Linked DNA regions of Homo sapiens: region 1 is linked to region 2. Evidence: chromatin loops called from intact Hi-C (ENCODE). Cell type or tissue: mammary epithelial cell. All regions are shown on one strand. Each heading gives the region's core, and the rest is flanking DNA. Links, peaks and the distances in the headings are about the cores only. Region 1 holds the start of LOC105377104 (a long non-coding RNA gene). Region 2 overlaps ABHD6 (abhydrolase domain containing 6, acylglycerol lipase).

What was found. A loop is a pair of places that touch in the nucleus more often than their neighbours do. Peaks named below come from ENCODE experiments on the same cell type or tissue, not always from the same donor. Only the 100,000 strongest peaks of a DNase experiment are listed, where the experiment ranks them.
Region 1: it touches region 2 in a loop (14-fold over the local background); 4 of 110 quality-filtered maps call a loop at or near these places.

What each region holds. Positions count from the first base shown.
Region 1 is chr3:57,955,834-57,968,432 of GRCh38, forward strand. It overlaps LOC105377104 (a long non-coding RNA gene), which reads left to right and starts at 3,445. Exons shown (of 4, transcript XR_940874.3): 1 at 3,445-4,100; 2 at 8,467-8,582. RefSeq lists enhancers at 2,786-3,367, 3,944-4,501, 5,204-6,158, 6,159-7,111. In mammary epithelial cell, for the core only: CTCF peaks have their summits at 6,333 and 8,075; DNase peaks (open chromatin) are centred at 4,198, 6,368 and 8,188; H3K27ac peaks cover 631 bases.
Region 2 is chr3:58,291,409-58,303,853 of GRCh38, forward strand. ABHD6 (abhydrolase domain containing 6, acylglycerol lipase) reads left to right here. Exons shown (of 10, transcript NM_001320126.2): 10 at 2,181-3,326. The coding sequence ends at 2,357. Among named protein-coding and RNA genes, the nearest start is that of RPP14, 8.6 kb to the right of the region's middle. RefSeq lists an enhancer at 1-12. In mammary epithelial cell, for the core only: a CTCF peak has its summit at 8,900 (motif pointing left); no DNase peak of the experiment used is centred there.

The DNA of each region.
Region 1 (12,599 bases), core at 2,810-10,809, 340 kb before region 2:
TGAAACCCGTCTCCAAAAAAAAAAAGAAAAAAAAAATGGAGCCAGCACAGTGGCTGATGCCTGTAATCCCAGCACTCTGGGAGGCCGAGGCTAGAGGATCACTTGAGGCCAGGAGTTCAAGACCAGCCTGGCCAACATGATGAAACCCCATCTCTACTAAAAAACAAACAAACAAACAAACAACAACAAAAAAATGTTTCAGTTGACGACATATCTCACCTGCCACGGTGATCCCACAAAATTATAATACTATATTTTTATTTTACCCTTTCTATGTTTAGATGTTTAAATATACAATTACTTACCATTGTGTTACAGTTGCCTACAGTATCCAGTACAGTAACATGCTATACAGATCTGTAGCCTAGGAGAAATAGACTACACCATTTAGCCTAGGGGTGTAGTAGGCTAGACCATCTAGGTTTGTGTAAGTGCCCTCTATGATGTTCACACAATGGTGAAATCACCTAATGACACATTTCTCAGAATTTATCCTTGTTGTTAAGCAATGCATGACTGTACATATAAAATGAATTCTCTTAAAACCACAATCAGTGAGAGATTACTGTCTTTTAGGTACTTTATAGGACATCCTCAGTGATTCTGAACTTGAAAAAGAAGAGGTAGGGGAGCTGAATTGGAAGCCATGGCCTTTATGTGACCTAGGGTAGATTCATATCCTCTTTGGGCCTTGGTTTCCCCATCTGTGATACCCCGATGCTTTTGGAGGAGATGAGGGATGCCAGGGTGATGGAGCCTCTGCTGTGGTTTCTGTGCCCGGCTCCAAAGGTGCATTGGACCTTCAGGTCATACCAGGCACCACTGTGAGCTTTGTCTTTGCCACAGGAGCACCTCTGCCTTCCTGTCTTTGTACAGAGAATTTCCTTCCTCCAGCCACATGGAGCAGCCAGGAACAGCTGGAAAATCCGGATTGGCCTAGCTTCATTTTCTCCAATCCTGGCCCTTTCTTTGACCTAGACCAGGGAAGCAGCCAAGACACTGCCCTGGAGAAAACTCCCATCTTGGATGGAATGGATGGAGCACCTGCTGGGCATTTACACACTTTGCATAAATGTATGCAGCCCTGATGGGCAGCCTTAGCCCATTTTACAGAGGAGGAAACAGAGGCTCACACACAGAGAGACATTTGTTCAAGGTAACGTAGCTGGTAAGCACTGAGCTTCCTGCTCTTTCCACTAGACCTCCCTGCCTGCAAAGAGGCCAGTCACCTTGCTCAGGTGAGAGCTGGGCAAATTGGCTTATTTGGGAATCACCTGACCTTCTTTTCTTCTGCCTCTCCCAATCGGGTCAGAACACCAGGATAACTAAAATGCCACTCCTCCAGGAAGACTTCCTGCAAACTTCCACCCACTCACCCAGCAAGTGCTGAGACTCACCTTCTTCTGGGTCCCAGCAGCAGAGACCCAGAGGCTTGAGACCCAGGGACTGTGAGTAGCTCCATTTAGGAGCATGGAAGGAATGAGGCCTTGGGAGTCAGAAGACCACTTGCTGGCCTAGCGTGGTGGTTCATTCCTCTAGTCCCAGCATTTTGGAGGCTGAGACAGTAGGATCACTTGAGCCCAGGAGTTTGAGATTAGTCTGGGCAACATAGTGAGACCCCCATCTCTACAAAAAAATTTTTAAAAATTAGCCGACACTTTGGGAGACTGAGGTGGGTGGATCACTGGAGGTCAGGAGCTCGAGACCAACCAGCCTGGCCAACATGGTGAAACCCTGTCTCTACTAAAAATACAAAAATTAGCGAGGTGTGGTGGCATGTGCCTGTAATCCCTGCTACTTGGGAGGCTGAGGCAAGAAAATCACCTGAACCCAGGAGGTGGAGGCTGTAGTGAGCCAAAAAAAAAAAAAAAAAAAAATATATATATATGTATTAGCCAGGTGTAGTGGTGTCCACCTGTGGTTCCAGCTACTCAGGAGGCAGAGGTGGGAGGATCCCTTGAGCCTGGGAGGTTGAGGCTGCAGTGAGCTGTGATTTTGCCACTGTACTTCAGTCTGAGCAAGAGAGCAAGACCCCATCTCAAAAAAAAAAATTAGAAAAGAAGAAAATCTGGTGCTATAATCTGAACGTTTGTGTCCCCACAAAATTCCTACCCTAAGCCCCAAGGAGATGGTATTAGAAGGTAGGGCCTTTGGGAAGTGATTAGGTCATAAGGGTGGAGCCCTCATGGATGGGATTAGTGCCCTTATCATGTTCAGAGAGCTAGCAGCCTCTTCCACCTGTGAGGACATGGCAAGCTGGTACTGCCTATGAGGAAGGGCCCTCACCAGACATAGAATCTGCTGGGACCTTAGTCTTGGATTTCTAGCCTCCAGAACTGTAAGAAATAAATTTCTATTGTTTGTAAGCCTCCCAGTTTATGTTCTATTGTTATATAGCAGCCCCAATAGAGTAAGACACCTGGCCAGGTGGTGGGGATAAAGTCTCGCTCTGTTGCCCAGGCTGGAGCGCAGTGGCACAATCTTGGCTCACTACAACCCCCACCTCCAGGTTCAAACGATTCTGCTGCCTCAGCCTCCCTAGTAGCTGGGATTACAGGCACTTGCCACCATGTCTGGCTAATTTTTGTATTTTTAGTAGAGACAGGGTTTCACCATGTTGGCCAGGCTGGTCTCGAACTCCTGAACTCAAATGATCTACCTGCCTCAGCCTCCCAAAGTGCTAGGATTACAGGCGTGAGCCACCGCACCCAGCCTCACAGTAGGGTTCTGAACAAGGGTGGGACAAGCAGATGTGGCTTAAAAGAAGGTGGCTCGGCTGGGCGTGGGCGCCACTGCACTCCAACCTGGGTGATAGAGCGAGACTCCGTCTCAAAAAAGAAAAGGAAAAAAAAAAAAAGAGTGGCTGTAGCTATGGGGTGGAGGATGGTCAGCTCCCAGTGGTGTTGAGTGGGAGGACAGGGGACCAGCCAGGAGGCTGCAACTGGACCTCCTTCTGTGGGGCCTCCAGGGGAGGGCGTGGCACCAACCCTCCTTTCACCTTTTCTCTGTCCCTCCTTCCTCATTCTTTTTCTGTCCCCTGCCCCACTTCCTGGGGCCCAGAAGAGCCTGCCTATCTGATAAGCTCTGGGGAGTGCCCACTTCATGGCCTGCTGCTCCTGGCAGTCTTTAACTGGTTTCTTCTGGAGATGGTGCAGGGGCTGCATGGTGGGCACACGGGACAGCATGCCTGTGGGGGCGCCATGAGAAGGGGAGGGCCTGAACCCCCAGGGTGGGCTAAGGTGCAGGTAGAAGGCCAGGGGAGAGTCCTGCAAGAGCTACTCCTGGCCGACTCAGACCCTCTTGCCCTTCTTATCGGGCCTGAGGAGCGATAAGGGGCCAGTTCCTGGACTGTGGGTTCTAGGCCTTTGTTTGGGACCGCCAGGAAGTGACTTGGTTTTGCTGTGGCTTAAGCAGTGTGGTTGATTCACCAGGGTGGGGGGCTGGGTGTGCCTGGGGGAGCCCCCAAACACCAGGCCCTGCACCACCCATCACCGACAGGCCAGCCGCTGGGAGGCCACCGTGGGAGTGTGTCCAGCCTCCACATCCGCCTCCTGACAGCTGGCCACAGAGGGAGGATTCCTCACCCCAGGGCGTCTCCTCTTTCTTTACTTTTCAAGCAGAAAACACTTCCAGAATATATTATTCCCCAAATGTGCGAGACACTAGAATGAGTGCTTTGCCTACACCATCTCCTTTCATCTTCACCCCAGTAACAACGGCCCTCAGGGCTCATCGTGGGTGTTATTCACTGTCCACATTTTGCAGAAGAGGAAACTGAGACTCAGAGAGAGGAAGTAAATTGCTCAGGTTCACTCAGCTAGGAAGCAACAGATCAGGATTCGAGCCCAGTCCAAAATCATAATTCACTCCCTTGAAAAGCCAAAAGAGAGAGAGAACAGGGCCAGACGGGGTGGCGTCAGGAGGGTTGTGGGTCCCCTGGCTGCTGTGCAGAGCTTACATCGGGCGCTCAAAGGAGCCCGAGCCAACCACTGCCCAAGAGATTCTACCAAGATGAAAATGGTTCCTCCCCAGCCACAGTTCCATCACCTGCGTGATGGGACGAGAGACTGGATCAGGTGTTCTCCACAGCCGGTTATGAAGTGAGTAACCTGAGTTCATAAATGAGCAGTTGGGCGGGCTCCTCTTCCAGGCTCTTAAATGGGGAGCAGGGCGTGGTGCTCCGGGATAAGAGAAAAGAACAGGAAATTCCCAGCCCAGTGGGAGAGACCCTATTAGTCAAGACAGCAAAGCAATTCCAAAAAAGGGAAGTTTCTGGCTCGTGTCGCTGAGCCACGTATCAGCAGGACTCTGCCCTTTCAGCACTGATCAGTCAGCTTGGATGTTGCTTCTTCCACGGCTACCAAGGTGTCCACTAGACTCCCCAAGTTCACATCTCACCAGCTCTGGCCCTAGTGGAAAGAGTCTCTGGCTGAGAAGTCTCAGAGAAAATCCTGATTGGTTTGTTTTGAGTCACCTGCCATCCCTGAACCAGTCACCATGGTCTGGAGAGGGAGTTTGCTATCGGCCAAGCCAGCATAGCCTGCCTACCCTCTCAGTGGATCTTGCTGTGGGGCGAGCCAGCAGCCCCACATGGATTAGGTGGAGATGGAAGAGGAAGAGGTGGAGGCAGGCAAAAGCCATGAGACCCCAGCCACCCGGGGGCTAGCTCCTCACCCAGCCAGTCTTTCCACACCCAGGCTTTGCTAGGCCATTCTTGTCAGGCCAAGGATGCTAGAGGGTCATCACCAAGAAGGAGCCACTCAGTGTCTTAGTTTAGGTCAGGGGTTTTGAACCTCAGCACTATTGATATTTGGGGCTGATAATTATTTGCTGAGGGGGGCTGTCCTCTGCATTGTAGGGTGTTTAGCGGCATCCCCGGCCTCTACCCACTAAAAGCCAGTAGCAACTCCTCCCTCTTCCACTGTGACCGTCAAAAATGTCTCCAGACCTTGCCATATGTCCCCGGGGGACAAAATCACCCCTGGTTGAGAACTATTGATTTAGGGCCGGGCACGGTGGCTCATGCCTGTAATTCCAGCACTTTGGGAGGCTGAGGCGGGCAGATCACCTCAGGTCAGGAGTTTGAGACCAGCCTGGCCAACATGGTGAAACCCCATCTCTTCTAAAAAAAAAACATACAAAAGTTAGCCAGGTGTGGTGGGCGCCTGTAATCCCAGCTACTTGGGAGGCTGAGGCAGGAGAATCTCTTTAACCCGGGAGGTGGAGGTTGCAGTGAGCAGAGATCCCTGCCTCAGCCTCATGAGTAGCTGGAATTACAGGCGCCTGCCACCACTCCTGGCTAATTTTTTTTATATTTTTAGTAGAGACGGGGTTTCACCATGTTGGGCCAGGCTGGTCTCGAACTCCTGACCTCAAGTGATCCACCCGCCTTGGCCTCCCAACGTGCTGGGATTACAGGTGTGAGCCACCACGCCCAGCCCGACCAAGGCAGGTTTTTGAGCAGGAGTGAAAGTTTATTAGAAAGCTTTAGAGCAGGAACAAAAGAAAGTAAAGTACACTTGGAAGAGGGCCAAGTGGGCGACTTGCGAGATCAAGTGCACACTTTGACCTTTGACTTGGGGTCTTATACAATGGCATTCCGCATGCGCAGTGGCTTGCCAGCGCTTGGGCGGGGCCCCATGCACAGTGTGTTTACTGGGGTCGTACTCATGCTCACTGAGGTGTTTTTCCCTTACCAGCCAAGGGTTCCTAGAGGAAGGTCATACCAGTCAAACTCCGATGTTTTGCCTCTTAGTGCGCATGCTTGACCCCACTCGCCTAACTCCTGAGATCTTATCTGGAAGCTGCTGCTCACCAGGTTCAGGTGTTTCTGTTGGGAGACTGCCTTTCTCTGGCGCCGGCTGCAACCAATTATTTTAGAGATACAGCGCCTGACCATCGCGGGATGGTCACCTGACATTCCCGGTGGGGGCCTCTCCTGCTGTGCTCATGTCTGCCTGGCTACCTGCTGTAACACTGTCTGCTGAAATGTGGGCAGTGGACACTGGGAGGGCAGGGGAAGATGGGAGCACATTCAATAACCCCCAGCGGTTTCCTGCTCCTTCTTCTTGTTTTTTTCCTTTCCAGCCAATGTACCCATGCAAGGATTTGCCTCTGAGGAGGGCCTGTGGGCCTGCCATGCCCTCAGACCCCTTCCAGTGGTTTCTTCCAAGGTCTCCATGTTTGCCATTGTCTTTCCCACCACCCCAGCCCTGGACCTGGGTTAGAATCCTGACCCTGCTATGTCTAAGCTGTGTGACTTCAGGCAGATTTCTTAACCTCTCAGGGCTTGGATTTCTGTATAAAATGGGGCCGATGATACCTGACACATGCTTTAGGGGGTGCTGTGGTTTAAATATTCATGTTCCCTCCAAAATTCATGTTGCAACTTAATCCTCAGTTCAACAGTAGAGAGATAGGCCTTTGGGAGCTGATTAGGCTTTGAGTCCTCCTGGAGGGATTCGTGCCAAATAAAAGGGTGGGAAGGAACCAGCTAGGCCCTGTGCTCTTCTGCCCTCCACAGGTGAGGGGATAGCAACGAGGCATCAGAGAGCAGCCCTCACCAGACACAGTACGTGCTCAATAAACACTGACAGACTGAGAAAATCACCACCCCAGGTGTAGAAAATGGAAATGATAGCTCCAGTACTTCTGTTCACTCATTGAGTAGGAGGCTGGGAGGCAGGTAGGCTGGTGGTTGGCACTCCTGCCGTGGCAGGAACAACGGTTGCTGGTCAGGTCTCCGCTCTACTTTTCACTGGCTGGGTGACCTTGGGGAAGTTCCTTGACCTTTCTGTGCCTTAATCTTCCCATTGGTAAAATGGGAATAGTAGTAACATCCGGGTGTAATTTTCTAACTTAGATTAGTGAACGTAAAGCTCTTTGTCTGGAAGAGCTCAGTGCTTGTTAGCTCTTCTCATTCTTGGTAGTTGGGTGCTCATTACATGCCATGTTTCATCGACTCTAAGATGTCATTGATCACAAGAACACAGCACTATTTTATGTGCCACCAAGAAAGAAAAAGACTGATAGAAAGCTCTTGTCACTTAGGATGATGTTTTTCTTCTCTCTGAGAAAGTTATTTTATCATATAACATACCATCTACGTGACATAAGAAGAAAACTATGGTGAAATAAGTGAACCAAGATATTTTTTAGGGCCGGGCGCGGAGGCTCACGCCTGTAATCCCAGCACTTTGGGAGGCTGAGGCAGCAGATCACTTGAGGGCAGGAGTTCGAGACCAGCCTGGCCAACATGGTGAAACCCTGCCTCTACTAAAAATACAAAAATTATCTGGGTGTGGTGGCAGGCACCTGTAATCCCAGCTACTCGGGAGGCTGAGGCAGGAGAATCACTTGAACCCGGGAGGCAGAGGTTGCAGTGAGCCACAATCACACCACTGCACTCCAGCTTGGGCTACAAAGTGAGACTCCGTCTCAAAAAAAAAAATGTTGAAAGAAAAGACCATATCTTTTCCTTTATCGTTCTTTCTTTCTTTCTTTCTTTTTTTGAGACAGGGTCTCGTTCTGTCACCTAGGCTGGAGTACAGTGGTGCAATTATAGCTCACTGCAGTCTCAAACTCCTGGGCTTAATCCATCCTCCTGCCTCAGCCTCCTTCCTGAGTAGCCGAGACTACAGGTGCACACCACCATGGCTGGCTAATTTTTTAAAAATTTTGTAGAGACAGAATCTTGCTATGTTGCCCAGCCTGGTCTTGAATTCCCGGTCTCAAGCGATCCTCCTGCCTCAGCCTCCCAAAGTGCTGGGGTTACAGGCATGAGCCACCGTGCTCTGCCTCTTTCCTTTGTTTGTTAACACTTCCATTTATTGAGCATACACTCTGTACCAAGAACTGTCCCCAAAGAGAACTAGGAGCCATAAAGACGGAAGGCTGGGGTGGGAGTGAGGTGGGGATATGGAAGTTCAGAATGTGGGTCCCTGTTTCCTGAACCCCACACCAAGGTCTCTTCCAATCATTGATCTCTTGAGTGCTAGGGCAAAAAAACAAAGTTGCTCCATGTGCCAGAGGGTTAACAGTAGGGGGTGACTTTCCAGGCCACAGAACCAGGTAGGACCTGGGCAAGTCCCACGGCCTCAGCCTGCGGTTATCTGTGTTATTCACAGAGGCAGGACTGTCTAGTGCACGCTTATGTCTTCCTGTCCCCTCGCCTGCCTGGGCTCAGCTCCCAGCACCAGGGAGGCGGTAGAATCCGTGGAATATGTAAGAATTTTGGCTCAGACATGTCAGGGCTCAAGTCCCAACACTGCCTATTTCCAGCTACCTAACCTTGGGCAAGTGACACAGCCTCCTTGTGTGCTTTCGTTTCCCCATCTGTGAAATGGGGGTGATAATATAATGACACTGACTTGGTTGTCATGAGTATTGAACCAGACAACCCATATAAAGGGCCCAGCCCATGGCAATGTATACTACACATTGGCCCTTTTTATATTTCTATTTTAGGTGATCCCAGGCCTGGGTCTCCTGATGAGTCCATCTGACTTCCACTCTCCAGCACCCCCAGGGTTTACTGCTTCCATCCTGCTGACAGCCATATGCTCTTCTCTGGCTGATTCAAGGTGATTTTTGGGGTCTGTCCAGGGCCCCGCATAAGGTCCTGGGGTGGGCTTTCTGCTCTCTCTCGTTAGGAGACAGAGTGTGAGGGTTTCCAGACTCCCCACAAAACCCAGGACAGACAGGAGTGAAATTCCGGTGATGGGGATGGGTTATAGAAGGATGCTGTCCCTCACTCCTATCAGATACTGGTCCTCATTAAAAACTTGATTAGAGGCCAGGCGCAGTGGCTCACGCCTGTAATCCCAGGACTTTGGGTGGCCGAGGCAGATGGATCACCTAAGTTTGGGAGTTCGAGACCAGCCTGGCCAACATGGTGAAACCCTGTATCTACTAAAAATACAAAAATTAGCCGGGCGTGGTAGCGCATGCCTGTAGTCCTAGCTACTAGGGAGGCTGAGGCAGGAGAATTGCTTGAACCCAGGAAGGGAGGTTGCAGTAAGCCGAGATTGTACCACTGTACTCTAGCCTGGGTGACAAAGCAAGACCCCGTCTCAACAAAAAAAGACTTGATTAGAGTGAGGGCTGTGCTTTTCACCTCTGGAGGGGAAATATGGTCCATGGAAAAGGACAGTGTATGAATAATGTGACCTAGCCACAGGTGGCAAAGGGCAAATGCCAGGTGCAGCAGAATCACCACCCACTCATGAGGCTGTGGGTCTACAGGTAAGTGGGTGGCTCTGGGTCAGAAAGACATGGGTTCAATCCCTGGCTCCTCCACTTATTAGTCAAGACTTACTTTCTTTCTTCATCTGTAAAACAGAATTCTAATGGCAATAGTCTGGCAGAACCCAAGGTATTCATCAACATCCATGGTCTCCTCTTCTTGGGCACCAGCCAGAATGTATTTCCCAGACCACTGCTACATGGAGTGACCATTTGCTGTCAATGGAAAGTGGGTTTGGGCTTGTAATCGCAGTGCTTTGGGAGGCCAAAGTGGGGTGGATCGCTTGAGCTCAGGGGTTCAAGACCATCCTGGACAACATGGCGAAACCGCATCTTTACAAAAATTAGCTGGTCCTGTGGTCCCAGCTACTTGGGAGGATGAGGCAGGAGGATCACTTGAGCCCTGGAGGCAAAGGTGGCAGTGAGCTGAGAGTCCACCACAGCATTCCAGCCTGGGTGACAGAGCAAGACTCTATCTCTCTCTCTTTTTAAAATAATTTTGGCTGGGCGCGGTGGCTCACACCTGTAATCCCAGCACTTTGGAGGTTCGAGGCGGGTGGACCACGAGGTCAGGAGATCGAGATCATCCTGGCTAACATGGTGAAACCCTGTCTCTATTAAAAAATACAAAAAATTAGCTGGGCGTGGTGGTGGGTGCCTGTAGTCCCAGCTACTCGGGAGGCTGAGGCAGGAGAATGGCATGAACCCGGGAGGCGGAGCTTGCAGTGAGCCGAGATCCCGCCACTGCACTCCAGCCTGGGCGACAGAGCAGGACCCTGTCTCAAAAAATAATAATAATAATAATTTAATAGTATTTTGTTTTTGTGTTTTGAGACGGAGTCTTGCTCTGTCGCCCAGGCTGGAGTGCAGTGGTGCAGTCTCAGCTCACTGCCACCTCTGCCTCCCGGGTTCAAGCAATTCTGCTTCCTCAGCCTCCCAAGTAGCTGGGATTACAGGTGTGTGCCACCACGCCCAGCTAAATTTTCCATTTTTAGTAGAAATGGGGTTTTACCATGTTGGCCAGGCTGGTCTTAAACTCTTGACCTCAGGTGATCTGCCCACCTCTGCCTCCCAAAGTGCTGTGATTACAGGCGTGAGCCACCACGCCTAGCATAATAGTGTTTTTTAATGAATTGATTTTGCCTTAAGGAGATTGTGAATCAGGAAACTCAGCAATAAGACTCCTGTCTGTATGTTAGAATTACCTGGGGAGCAAAAATACTGATGCCTGGGCTCCACTTCCAGAGATTCCAATTTAATTGTTCTGGGGTAGAGATGAGCATCAGGAGCTTTTAAACAAATTTTCTAGGCTGGGCACTGTGGCTCACGCCTGTAATTCCAGCACTTTGGGAGGCTGAGGCAGGTGGATCACTTGAGTTCAGGAGTTCAAGACCAGCTTGGCCAACATGGTGAAATCCCATCTCTACTAAAAATACAAAAATTAGCCAGGTGTGGTGACAGGCACCTGTAGTCCCAGCTACTTGGGAGGTTGAGGCATGAGAATCACTTGAACCTGGGAGGCGGAGGTTGCAGTGAGCCAAGATCCTGCCACTGCACTCCAGCCTGAGCAACAGAGTGAGACCCTGTCTCAAAAAAAAAGAAAAAGAAAGAAAGAAAGAAAAAAACATTTCTAGTGGGCCAGGTGCAGTGACTCACGCCCATAATCCCAGCACTTTGGGAGACTGAGGTGTATGAATAGCTTGAGCCTGGCAGTTTGAGACCAGCCTGGGCAACATGGTGAAACCCTGTCCTACAAAAAATACAAAACTTAGTTGGGCATGGTGCACATGCTTATAGTCCCAGCTACTAGGGAGTTAAGGCAGGAGGATTGCTTGAGCCTGGGAGGTCGAGGCTGTAGTGAGCCGTGATTGTGCAACTGCACTCCAGCCTCAGTGACAGAATGAGACCTTGTGCCAGGGCTGAGAATCAGTGAAGTAATTAATCTCAGGGCCTTTGCCTGTGTTCCCTCTATCTGGAAGACTCTATGACCAGGTCCTCCTAGAGCCAGCTCCTTCTCATTGTTTAGGTCTCGCATTAACTTCCGAGGGCTGCCAAAACAAATTATCACATATTTGGTGGTTTAATGCAACAGAAATCTGCTCTTACAGTTCTGAAGGCCAGAAGTCCAAAATCAAGATGTTGACAGGGTTAATTCCTTCTGCAGACCCTGAGGGAGAATCTGTTCCTTGCCTGTCTCCTGGCTTCTGGAGGCTGCTGGCAACCCTTGGCATTGCTTGGCTTGGGGCTCCATAACTCTGATCTCTGCCTCTATTTTCACATGGTCTTCTCCTTTTCTGTCTGTTGTAAGGATATTTACCATTGGATTTAGGGCCCATGCTAATCTAGAATGATCTCAATTTGAGGTCCTTTACCTTAATCACATCTACAAAGACTCTTATTCCAAAAAAGGTCACATTCTGAGGTTCCTGGTGGACAGATCTTTTGGGAACCATAATTCAAACCACTACATCTCTCAAGTGTCACCTCCTCATGTTAGCAGTGGCAAATCTGTATAGGTCTGCAGCATCGCCAATTCTTGCCTCTTCGGAAGAAAGAATTTGACTGAGGGGCAAAAGGCAAGAAGGAGAGACCGAGGCAAGTTTTAGAGCAGGAGTGAAAGTTTATTAAAAAGTTTCAGAGCAGGAACGACAGGAAGTAAAGTACACCTGGAAGAGGGCCAAGCAGGCGTCTTGAGAGATCAAGTGCACGATTTGACCTTTGATGTGGGGTTTTATATGTTGGCGTGCTTCTGGAGTCTTGCATCTCTTCTTCCCTGATTCTTCCCTTTGTTAGAATGTTGGGTGTGTTGGGCCTCGGGGACAGGCCTCAGGAAACAGAATCTCTCTGATCTTCTCCCGCTCCCTGCTCCCTTTTCACCTGCCCCAAAGAAAGACTCCAATCTTCCCCCACCTTTCTCACTTGGGTCATAGACCCTTATTCCAGAGAGGGTCCTGCCCCATACTCTGGGGGAAGGAATGCTGAGCTTCCATAAAAGCCCAAGAGAAGGCTGGTGTGGTGGCTCACGCCTGTAATCCCAGCACTTTGGGAGGCTGAGGCAAGCAGATCACAAGGTCAGGAGATCAAGACCATCCTGGCCAACATGGTGAAACCCCGTCTCTGCTAAAATACAAAAAAATTAGCTGGGTGTGGTGGCGCGTGCTTGTAGTCCCAGCTTATCAGGAGGCTGAGGCAGGGGAATCGCTTGAACCCGGGAGGCAGAGGTTGCAGTGAGCCCAGATCATGCCACTCTGCACTCCAGCCTGGCAACAGAGCAAGACTCCGTCTCAAAAAAAAAAAAAAAAGAAAAAGGCCCAAGAGGACTGGGTTTGGAGAGCTTCTGGACAGCTGAACATTGG
Region 2 (12,445 bases), core at 4,446-12,445:
GAGGGAGAGGGAGAGCAATTTTTTATTTTTTGTAGAGATGAGGTCTTACTATGTTGGCCAGGCTGGTCTCGAACTCCTGGGTTCAAGAGATCTTCCCACCTCGGCCTCCCAGAGTGCTGATATTATAGGTGTGAGCCACCACACCCAGCCCAGGAAAAGTTTTTGACCATTTATATGAATATTCTATCTAGGAAATCGCTGAAATGGTTCCCACAGATGTGCATATCTCATCAGGGGGTCGTTCAGTAGTTGCACATACCTCTGGGTGGCCATGGAGAATGATGGATTTGTAACGCTAACCAGCAAACAGTGCCAAAGCCAGCAGCTCATATGGGTATTTTTGCCTGTGAGTTGTGGTTTCTGATATCTCTCCAGGATAGACACTCAGTTTTGCCTGGGCATGATGGTGCGTACCTGTCATCCCAGCTACCTGGGGGGCACTGAGGTGGGAGGATCACTTGAGCCCGGGAGGTCAAGGCTGCAGTGAGCCATGATCGTGCCACTGCACTCCAGCCTGTGCAACAGAGCGAGACCCTGTCTCAAAAAAACAAAAAAAGACACTCAGTTGGGAGTTTCCACTTTTTCATGCTGTTTTCACCTATTGACTGCATCTGCGTTTCTTCTGAGTGTTTCCACAGTAGCTGGGTGTTATTCCTGCTCAGTGGGTTGCCGTGGCAGCCTTAGCTGTGAGTGAGTGACAAGGCAGAGGTTTCCATTTCCTTGGCTGGAATTAGCTGTTAAGCTCCCCATTAGCTGTTCCTTTTCCTGGTCCAGGGATGCCCTGCAGGACTCTTTTCCTTGACTGAGGCATCGTCTTACCTTAACTCCCCAGTGGGCAGAAAATCTTGGTTTTAATAATTTGAGTTGGTGAGAATAGAGCAAAGACACAGAAGGTGCTTGAGTTTGTTGGGGCTTTTGCTTTTGCCGTTAAGGATGGGGAGGAGGGGCCCTCTTGTCTAGGATGAATTGAAGGTAAAGGCAGCTAAGAGAAGGGGAGTGAATGCGGATCCACTTCTGAGGGAGGATGTTGGGGAAAAAGATGGAGGTGGATTGGCATAGTAGCTGGGAACCCAGAGGAAAAGGAGAGGAAATGAGTTGTTTGAAAAGGATCAGCCCTGGAAAAGTTCTGGCTTTCATGTTGGAAAAGCATTCCCCATATCTGCAGAGGTTAGAGCCAAGAAACACACAGCTCTGGGGATCCCCAGAGGACCTTCAAAGAGACCTCCAGCTGGGTGCGGTGGCTCAGGCCTGTAATCCTAGCACTTTGGGAGGCTGAGGCAGGTGGATCACCTGAGGTCAGGAGTTCGAGACCAGCCTGGCCAACGTGGTGAAACCCCATCTCTACTAGAAATACAAAAATTAGCTGGGCATGGTGGCGGGCACCTATAATCCCAGCTACTGGGGAGGCTGAGGCAGAAGATCACTTGAACCTGGGAGGCGGAGGTTGCAGTGAGTTGAGATCACGCCACTTCATTCCAGCCTGGGCGAAAGAGTGAAACTCCTTTTCAACAAATAAAGAGATACCCCCAGCTTGTGATAATTAGCCTTCCCCTCTTGCATCCTTCCTACAGCTTGGGCTGCCCTAACCAGCCACAGGGCCAGCCTGATCAAGTCACTCACCTTAACACAGCCTGTGGTTCCCCATGGTCCGTGTGGCTGTAGGAGCAGCGCCCTCCTCTCTGCCCCTTCTCCCCACCATGCCACCCCCACTGCCCATGTGCTTGGTGTCTCAGCCGCCGTGCTCCTTGGTGGCCCCTGCACTCGCCATGATCTCCCACCCTGTGCCATTCCCACATCCGTGAATGCTCCTCCCCTGTCCCCTTTCTGCTCTCCCGGGACTCAGGAACGAGGTCTTCCCTCGACCCTGCTCATCCCCTGTGCTCTCTGACTTCCCCACCATACCATAACCTCCTCAAGGGCAAGGAACGTTTGTTTTCTACCTCAGTATTGCTGACATCAGCCCAACTCCTGGCACAGAGTTGCAGAATAAAACAGGAGGCATCATGGTTACTTCCATTCAGACAGCCACAAGCCCCAACACCAAAGGGACTTGGTCCTAAAATTCACATCCTCCTGCCCCACTGACCCCTGCCAGGCCTTGGTGGAAGTTCTGTCCACAGAGTGCACACGTGGGTGTCTGAATCTTTGTGTATCATCCAGCTCCCTTTCTTGCCCAGCAGGTGCTGGATGTGTCTGGGGCAGACATGTTGGCCAAGTCAATTGCCAACTGCCAGGTGGAGCTTCTGGAAAACTGTGGGCACTCAGTAGTGATGGAAAGACCCAGGAAGACAGCCAAGCTCATAATCGACTTTTTAGCTTCTGTGCACAACACAGACAACAACAAGAAGCTGGACTGAGGCCCCGACTGCAGCCTGCATTCTGCACACAGCATCTGCTCCCATCCCCCAAGTCTGACGCAGCCACCACTCTCAGGGATCCTGCCCCAAATGCGGTCGGAGCGCCAGTGACCCTGAGGAAGCCCGTCCCTTATCCCTGGTATCCACGGTTCCCCAGAGCTTTGGGGACCACGCGAAAACCTCCAAGATATTTTTCACAAAATAGAAACTCATATGGAACAAAATAAGAAACCCCAGCCATGAAATCTACCATGAAGTCTTCAAGTTCATGTCACTGAGAAGCTTGTGCAAAGCAGCCACCTTGGACCATAATTAAATCAAGGACATTTTCTTTGAGACATTCCTTATAGTTGGAGACTCAAGATATTTTTGTTGCATCAGGTGTATTCCCTTGCATGGGCAGTGGCTTTTATAGGAGCATTAGTCCTCATTCGCTGAACCCTGTTGTTTAGGTCTAATTTAAGTTTTACATAGAGACCCATGTATGACTGCAGCCCATTGGCTGCAAGACCAGGGAGGAAAGTGGCAAGCTGTAGAAAATGTTTACACGCATGGAGGGGCATTGCTCTAGCCCTCAGAGCGTCCGGAGCAGCAGGGTACATGGGTGGGAGGTTCATTCAGCACCCACCAGTCAGGTATGTTCTGAGTGAACCCACAGCAGTCGCAGAATGAGCACCTGGCAGGGTGGGTTTCCTAGGAATAATTTATTATTTTTAAAAATAGGCCTAATAAAGCAATAATGTTCTAGACATCTGTCTAAGTAATCAGACTCAGGTTCCACACACAAGCAACAACTCGTGGGCCTCTTTTCTATTTCAATGTGCTACTAAGAACCCTTGGATGTAACATACTAGTTAGTTAATGAATTCTGTGAATTCTGTGAAGAGTAATGTGATTGAAAATAAGTCTAAACAGCTGTAAAAGTGACCACAATGACATGAAATAAATTTAATAAGTCTAGATCAGCAACATGCAGGTGGTTTCTATTTCTGAACTCCTAATTAGGTGCAATGTTGGCAGATTTTCTGTTAACTTTAAAATGTGTTTTTTAAAATAAGGCTTGTTTAACAGGCTTTGGAAGTCTTTGCATGGATGATTTATTAGGTTTAAGGAATCATGTTTGCAATTTTTATCCAGTTGAAATTGTATATCAAAGGCCAGGTGCAGTGGCTCATGCCTGTAATCCCAGCACTTGAGAAGGCCGAGGTGGGTCGATTGCTTGAGGCCAGGAGTTCAAGACCAACCTGGCCAACATGGCAAAATCTTATCTCTACTAAAAATGCAAAAATTATCTGGGCGTGGTGGGACACACCTGTAATCCCAGCTACCTGGGAGCCTGAGGCATGAGAATCGCTTGAACCCGGGAGGCGGAGGTTACAGTGAGCCGAGATTGTGCCATTGCACTCCAGCCTGGGCAATAAGCGCAAAAATCCATCTCAAAATAATATAATAATAATTCACTGGAAATTGTATATCAAAAAAGGCAAGAGTCATCAAAATATTCTTTTTGACTCTTTCTGTAGGATTTAGGAGCCCTAAACTCCCCAGGAGCTTCACTCTTTCCAATTTTTTTTTTACAGAAAATCTACAGCCAAGTCATTCTGGGAATAAAGTGAGATAAACTTTACAGTTTAAATCTGAATTCAGGACTGTGTTTGAATATTTCAGTTTACCAGAGAAGAATGGAACTTAGAGCTTAAAAACAAGAAGAAGATATGAAAATATGACATCAAGCTGGGCTGCAGCTAAAGCAGTGCCTCAGAGGGAAATTCATAGGCTTCAATACGTATATTAGAAGGGAAGAGGCTAGGTGGAGTAGCTCACACCTGTAGTTTCAACACCTTGGGAGGCCAAGGCGGGAGGACTGCTTGAGCCCAGGAGTTTGAGACCAGCCTGGGCAACATGGCAAGACCCCATCTCTTATATAAAAAGAAAAAAGGAAAGAAAAATCAATAAATTAAGCTTCTAGCTCAAGAAATGAGAAAATAAATAGTATCAAAGCCAGAGCAAATTAGAGGGAAGAAACACAGACAAAAACAAAAATCAATGAAGTAGAAAAGAAAGTAGATATTAGACATTTTATTTGTTCCAATTTCCTATATTCACCAAGAATTCTGAGCATAGTGGGAGAGGGGTTCAGTGTTGGTGGGCCTAGGTGATGAGAGATGGTTTCCTCAGGATCAATGAGGAAGCCCCAGACCTGGGATAAGTACCTCAGATCAGAAACCGTACAGGATACAGGAACTCTTATGCTCTGGGTTGAATACCAGCTAAAGATGACATCAAAAGCAGTCCCTGAACTGTGCCCACCATGGGGTCATTCAGGCGGGGTGTGTGCCATCCATCCGAACCCAGGACAGTAGGCAGGTTCTGCATCTGGACACAGCTTCCATCTCCTCTGCTGTCACCAGAAAGCACTGACTACAAGTTGTGAGCAGAGAGTATGAAAGAGTCATTTTGAACTATAAGGTGGGTTTTCAGGTTCTCGCTTGGTGCTGCAATTCTGGGTGCACTCGGAAGACCCTTGTGCCTCACTTCCTGCCTCTGTGACTATAGCGAGCCTGCTGGTTACTGCCAGCTCTGAGTCCCCCTTGCCACACACCCCCTGGGCTCTATGGTGTGTGCCTTTGATGACAGTCGGGAAGAAGAAAGTACTCATTCATCACAGCACCCCCTGAAAGACTGCCAGGAACTTCTGAAATAACAATGGATAGCCCCAGGAATCACAGCTGCAGCTGGTCTCTCGATCTCACTGCCTGGAGTTGGGGCCTTCAGGGCCGCTGTGGGCAGACCCTCCTGGTCAGGTGTTGAAGAAGGACAAGCAGTGGTGAGAACTCAGTTTGCAGTCAGTCTGGGCTCCTTGTCCTGGACAGAGGTAACACTAGGAGTGAGTGATGTAACAAATGCATCAAACTGATGAGACTGCCTGTGTAAGCCTGTATCTTCCATTTGAGCCCCAGTGAGTATTCTTGTTGCTTTGCCCAGAGGAAATTCTCAGAACGTATGTTAGGCCAGGCTGGAGGACTAAACTATGTGCCAGGGGCTATTCTAAGTGTTTTCACGCAGCCCTGTACATATGACACTGTGCCAGTTTTTCAGCAGAGGTACCGAGGCATGGAGTGGTATTTTGTCCAAGGTCACACAGCTTATGAGGAGAGGGAAGCCTCTCGGTATATAACTAAAGGTAATGGTAACACGTGAAAACAATGCTTTTACCTGTTCAGGCAGGAGCTGTCCCACATACCTTACCAATCCACCTGGGGCTCCATTGGCTCACCCAGACCAGGCCAGTGTGTGGCAGCTTCAGCCGTAGATTGCTGGGGCCACCCTTCCTGGCTTGAGCCCCCATTGAAGAAGGTCACCCGGTTGTTCATTCATCATAGTTAAGGACTTCCAACTGCCCAGCCTCCTGCTGGACAGGAAACAGAACCCACCTGAATTCCGACATCATTCTGCTAAGGACATATCCAGGGACAGCTTGCCCTCTCCACTCCAGCCTCTTTAACAACCAGGACTGGTGTGTCATCTACTTTGGAAGGGCTCGTTCACCTTGCTGATATCCTCTCCCTGCCCCCATACTCTGGATATGAGTGTTGTTTGTTCCCAACAATATTCTCCTTTGGGAGAAGTCTCGGCTCAGTCTCATTGCCTCTCTGGGGTCTGGCATGGAAAGCAGTCAAGAGATGTGGCCTGGCCAGGTGCAGTGGCTCACGCCTGTAATCCCAGAATTTTGGGAGGCTGAGGCGGCTGGATCACCTGCAGTCAGGAGTTTAAGACCAGTCTGGCCAACATGGCAAAACCCCTTCTTTACTAAAAATACAAAAAGTTTGCCAGGCATGTTGGTGCACACCTGTAGTCCCAACTACTCAGGAGGCTGAGGCACAAGAATTGCTTGAACCCGGGAGGTGGAGGTTGCAGTGAGCCAAGATTGCGCCACTGCACTCCAGCCTGGGCAGCACAGCAAGACTCTGTCTCAAAAAAAAAAAAAAAAAAAAAAGAAAAACAAATGTGACTGCTCCTAGCTGCTGCTTCAGAAGCCAGCCCTGAAGCTCTGCTGGGGTCTGCCCAGGCATCTTTTAAAGGGATTGCTTACTGGCCAGGGGCTATACCTGCCTTCAAACACATTTTGGGTCTAATATTTATAATAAATGCTGAATGTAGGCCCCCTTATTTACTTTCCAAGCCCTGGATATTGTTCTTAGGACCATGGGTTGCTTAGGTAACTACCACCGTTCTAAAATGGTGGCTGCAGATTTTAACACGTGCAGGCCCCAGCCTTCTGCTTTGGAGGAGCCATCACCTTTCAGCTCTTCCAGCATCACCCTTCAACCACAGACTGGACCTTCTCATCAGCCTTTTCTCCCTCCCCAACCCCAAACTGGGTGCTGTTCTTGCAATTTCTCCATTTCCTGAAAGGAGACAAAAAAGTAGAGGGTTTTTTTTAGAGGGACGGGGCTGGTCACAGATAGGGCAGTGGAGATATCCTCAAATTACCTGCCAGGTGACAGTCCTGGGGCTGGCTCTTCTGGTGTCCCCAGCTGCCGCAGGGCTCTGGGGCCCAGTATTTGCTCCCTGGGGCTGGTACCAACCAGGGTGTGGACTTGGGGTTGCCTGTGCTGGCAGTGGGAGGAGAGTCTTGTGACCATCATCAGCCTAGTCTGGCAGAGGGACAGAGGGAGAGGACAGGTGACTGCTCGGGTCTCCTTTCAGCAACAGGACAGTCCCTCTCTCTTGGCTCCTGGAGGAACCTTCCCTTCATTGGTTTCTGGATCTTAGGGTCTTTAAATCCTCAAGGCAATGAACAGGCATCTGAGGCCATACCAGGAGCTGCAGCAGGGGGTGGAAGAAGGAAGAGTTCGTAGGGGCAGTAAGGGGGTAACAATTCCAATGACCAAAGGCCAAAGCTGGCTGGGTCGGGGGCAGGTGACTTCCTGAAGGACAACTGGAAAGGTGGCTGCCAAGACAACCCCTCCCCAAAGCTCTCAGGCCAGACGTGATTTGAATTCAGAAGCGTTTCGACCTGGAAAGGTATCACAGTGTGTATACCATGTATCATGTGATGCCCTCTGCAGGGTCTGGGGCCACCACACATGGTCAAATAAATGCATTTGTATTTCTGCCATGCAATGTATGTGTAGCCACAGTAAGTGGGACAAAAGCTGTAAGCCTCACCTTAGTTCAGATTAAGCATTGGCGCTGGATGAAGATACTTGGTTTCCAGTTGTTTTTTTTTTTTAGGATTTCAGATAAGGGATGGGAGCCTGCTTTCTAGGTCCGGCTCTCCTGCCTTGGGGGTGGGCTGAGGAGGCATTTTTTTCTTCCAGCATGGAAGGCGCAGCATATAGATAGGTCCATAGATCCCTCTTGTGCCTAACTATGTAAGTAGCAGGTCCTGATTTTTATTTAATAATTATTAGTGTTACCAAAATGATGCTCTGTCACTTTAAAAGAAATCAAACAAAAAGATTGCTTAAAAAAGGAGAGTCTCCTACACCCTCTGCACAGCCCCACCCTTCCCCCATCAGTCAGTCCATTGGGGTTTCTGTGCATTTGCACACATACATACGGGTAAGCAGTGTAAAACTGGTTGGCTTTGTGGATTTTTTTTTTATAACACAATTGGGGCTATGCTAGACATTACTGTTGCCCACTCCTCCTGCTCTTTTCCCTGGAGCTCTTCTAGGTCCAAACCCACAGAGCCCTCAGGTTCCTATAACAGGGATGCAGAGTCCTCCAGAGAAAACGGGGTACAAATCTCTTTGTAAGGACCTCTTTGAACCCCCAGGAGAAGGTCTCTGAATTTGAAGAAAGGATTTAAGGCCCCTCCAGAAACGGGCTGCTTTATTACAGGGTCGTTATCCCCTCCCCAAAATCTCCCTTCCTGGGGCCCTGGAGCCATTTTTTTAGGAGGGAGATTTCTAAGATCACTTCCAAGGAAAGTTTCCTCCGTCATTTAAATACAGTTCAGAAATGCTGGGTGAGACAAAGTTAAACAGCATGGCTCCAGCTATAACCCCCAGACAAGCAGGGGAATGACTGAAGGAGAAAAGATGTCCTCCAGTAGCTGCTGGCAGAGGGGTGGGTGCTGGGGCAGGGGACCAGGCTGTCTTGCTGTTCCCTGGGTGATGGGGGTGGTTTTGATGGTCTAGGAAAGGGCTTTTAGTCTTTTTTACCATTGTCTGGTGCACTGCCCCCAGAGTTCCTGCCCGAAACGGGTGTGCTTATGTCCTTCCCAGGTCCCCTTTACTGACTGCTGCATCCACCCCCCACCTGCTGGGTTGGCTGCCCAGTTGAGCCACCCTCAGATGACTGGAGGTGCCTGCGAAGCTATACCTTTTCTCCTCTTATGTCCAAGTGTTGCCAGATAAAATACAGGATGCCCAGTTAAATGTTAATTTCAGATAAACAACAAATACATTTTTAGTATAAAGATGTCCCACTCATTGTTTATCTGAAACTCAAATTTAACTGGGAATTCTGTATTTTTGCTTGTTTTTGCAGAGAAAAAACAAACAAGATAGGTGTGGTCCACAGCTCCCTCTTGTGCCTAACTACGTAAGTAGCAGGTCCTGATTTTTTATTTAATAATTATTAGTGTTACCAAAATGATGCTGTCACTTTAAAAGAAATCAAACAGCCGGGCACGGTGGCTCACACCTGATCCCAGCACTTTGGGAGGCCGAGGCAGGCAGATCATCTGAGGTCGGGAGTTAAAGACCAGCCTGACCAACATGGAGAAACCCTGTCTCTACTAAAAATGCAAAATTAGGCCAGGCGCAGTGGCTCACTCCTGTAATCCCAGCACTTTGGGAGGCCGAGGCAGGCAGGTCATCTGAGGTTGGGAGTTAAAGACCAGCCTGACCAACATGGAGAAACCCTGTCTCTACTAAAAATGCAAAATTAGCCAGGCGTGGTGGCGCATGCCTGTAATCCCAGCTACTCTGGAGGCTGAGGCAGGAGAATTGCTTGAACCCAGGAGGTGGAGGTGGAGGTGAGCAGAGATCGGGCCATTGCACTCCAGTCTGGGCAACAAGAGCGAAACTCCGACTCAAACAAAACAAAACAAAACGAAAAACAAAAAACAAATTAGCCCCGTGTGATGGTGCATGCCTGTAATCCCAGTTACTTGGGAGGCTGAGGCAGGAGAATAGCTTGAACCTGGGAGACAGAAGTTGCAGTGAGCTGAGATTGTGCCATTGCACTCCAGCCTGGGCAACAAGAACAAAACTCTGTCTCAAAAAAAAAAATCAAACAAAAAGATTGCTGAAAAAATGAAAGTCTCTTACACCCTCTGCACAGCCCCACCCTTCCCCCATCAGTCAGTCCACTGGGATTTCTGTGCATTTGCACACATACATACGGGTAAGAACTCCTGGGTTCAAGCAATCCTCCTGCCTCAGCCTCCAAAAGCACTGTGATTACAGACATGAGCCGCCGTGCCTGGCCTATCCTATATTTTTATTTGCTAAATCTGGCAACCCTATAGGTAGCAGCCAATGACACCTATAGAAGGCTTGGCCCCCTTGCCTCAAAGCCTAGAAGCTTCCTTAGTATCATTTATGCTCCAGGACTCCCCATGGGATCCAGCTGAGGCTAGACTCAGCTGAATCTGTTACTGAAACACCAAGTGTTGCTTCTAGGTCCTGCTGCTCACCAAAGAGAAAGCTAATCACTGAAACAATGAATATTGCCAGGGAAGAAGGCTTTCTTTGAGAGCTGCTGCTGTGGACATGGGAGATCAGTCTCAAATCCATCTCCCTGACTGACTAAAATTAGGAGTTTATACAGCAGAAATATAACAAATGCAGGAAAACAGGAATCAGGGAAGGATAAGGAAGGGGAGTTGGTCAACAGAAAGCAGGTCGTGGGAGACAGGCAGTCATGAAGGGTGAAGGGTCTGGACTGTCATTGTCCAAATGCAGTGATCTGGTGAGTTTCAGCTCCTTGATACTACCTGGGAAGCCTCATGGTTGGTTTACTGAGAAAGGAACTCAGATAAGACAAATGTAACTTCTCAAATTTTAAGATGAGAAGGTCAATCTCTACATATACTCAAAAGAAACCGTAAGCATCAGTTCTGTGGGATGATTGGACCGGTTTCAAATCCACATCTTTGCTTGGCTTCTTCTCCTGCCCTATCTTGCTTCCCTCCTCCCTTACAGATTTCACTTGGGGGCCATCTCCCAGTAAATCACTTCCGTGAGGGTCTCTCTCTCAGGCTTGGCTTCTAGGGATTCTAAAGCACTGCCTGCTTTTCAGAGTTTCTTGTTTGGAGATGACGCTTGAGTTGATGACACTTGAGTTGCCTCAAAGGAGCAGCTCCCAGACTGGTCTTCCACATGGGAGGGATGGAATGCAGCTTTTTAGGCTCTGGAGCCTCTCACCACCTTAGATAAATGACTTAGCTTCATTTTCTTCATCTGTGAAAAGTGGTAATTATAGTGACATTGCATGGTTGATGGAATAATGTGAGCAAGTTAGCTGGTACTTGGCAAATCTCCCTAAACTATGTGATCTTATTCTCGAAACAGAAACAATGGCTACAGTTCCATAGGTTTTAACTTCTGATCATTTTCACTTCCTTTGTCCTATCTCCACAATCTGCTGACATAGGGGGTGTTTTCCATTAAATCAATGGAGAACAGGGGGACTGGAATCTCACTTGGACCCTTCTCTCTTGCCTTTTCTTCCCCAAGTTGAGAAAGCTCCTCAGCTTTAGAAAAATCCATTTGGCACCAATAAGTAAGGCAGGGAGGGGAGCCACACAGCAGAGGGGAAGTGTGGACTTAACTCATTCTTGGCTGCCGTACCTTTCAGGGACATAAAATAGAGACCGACCCCAACAACTTTGCTCTGAAACACAGAGGGTACCTGAAATGGTCCTCTTAAGAACTAACTGGCTCCACCCAATGCAGTACAGGGTAACTTTCATAAAGACTGAGGCAGCTAACCTGGGCAACATAGCAAGATCCCCTCTCTAAAAATAAAAATCAAAAAAATTAGCCAGGTGTGGTGACACATGCCTGTAGTCCCAGCTCCTCTGGAGGCTGAGGCAGGAGGATCACTTGAGCCCAGGAGTTTGAGGCTGCAGTGACCTATGTTTGCACCACTGTACTCCAGCCTGGACCACAGAGTAAGACCCTGTCTCCAAAAAAAAAAAGAAAAAAAGACTGAGGCAGCCTTGTGTGTTTTGATTTGGAGCAATTTTAGATACATCGTCAAGAGGTAAAAGCCCCCATATCATATTTTTCAGGGGACACTTAAGAAACTCATACTAGTTGTTGCTCCTGGAGAGGGGAGAGGCTGACAGGGGAAGAGGTGGAAGGGAGACTCACTTTTTAATATCTATCCCTTTATGTCATTTGAAATGTATGCTGTAAGCCTACAGTACCTATTCAGAAGATAAAATTTAGGCATGGTGCAGTGCCTCACACCTGTAATCCCAGCATTTTGGGAGGCCAACGCAGAAGGATCGCTTGAGCCTAGGAGTTCAAGACCAGCCTGAGCAACATGGTGAGACCCTGTTTCTACAAAAAAATTAAAAATTAGCTGGCCATGGTGGCATGCACCTGTAGTCCCAGCTACTTGGGAGGCTGGGGTGGGAGGATCGGTTGAGCCTGGGAGGTTGAGGCTACAGTGACCCATGATCACATTATTGTACTACAGTCTGGGTGACAGTGAGACACTGTCCAAAAACGATTTTTTAATATAAAATTTAGTTGAAAAACAAAAGTTTTTTTTTGTTTTTTGTTTTGTTTTGTTTGTTGGCAGAGTCTCGCTCTGTCATCTCGGCTAGAGTGCAGTGGCGTGATCTCAGCTTACTGCAACCTCTGCCTCCTGGGTTCAAGCAATTCTCCTGCCTCAGCCTCCCGAGTAGCTGGGATTACAGGTGCGCACCATCACACCCAGCTAATTTTTGTATTTTTAGTAGAGACAGGGTTTCGCCATGTTGGCCAGGCTGGTCTTGAACTCCTGACCTCAGGTGTTCTGCCCACCTCGGCCTCCTAAAGTGCTGGATTACAGGCCTGAGCCACAACACCCAGCCAAAAAACAAGTTTTTTGTCTTTATCATTCAAAGGCATCTCTTT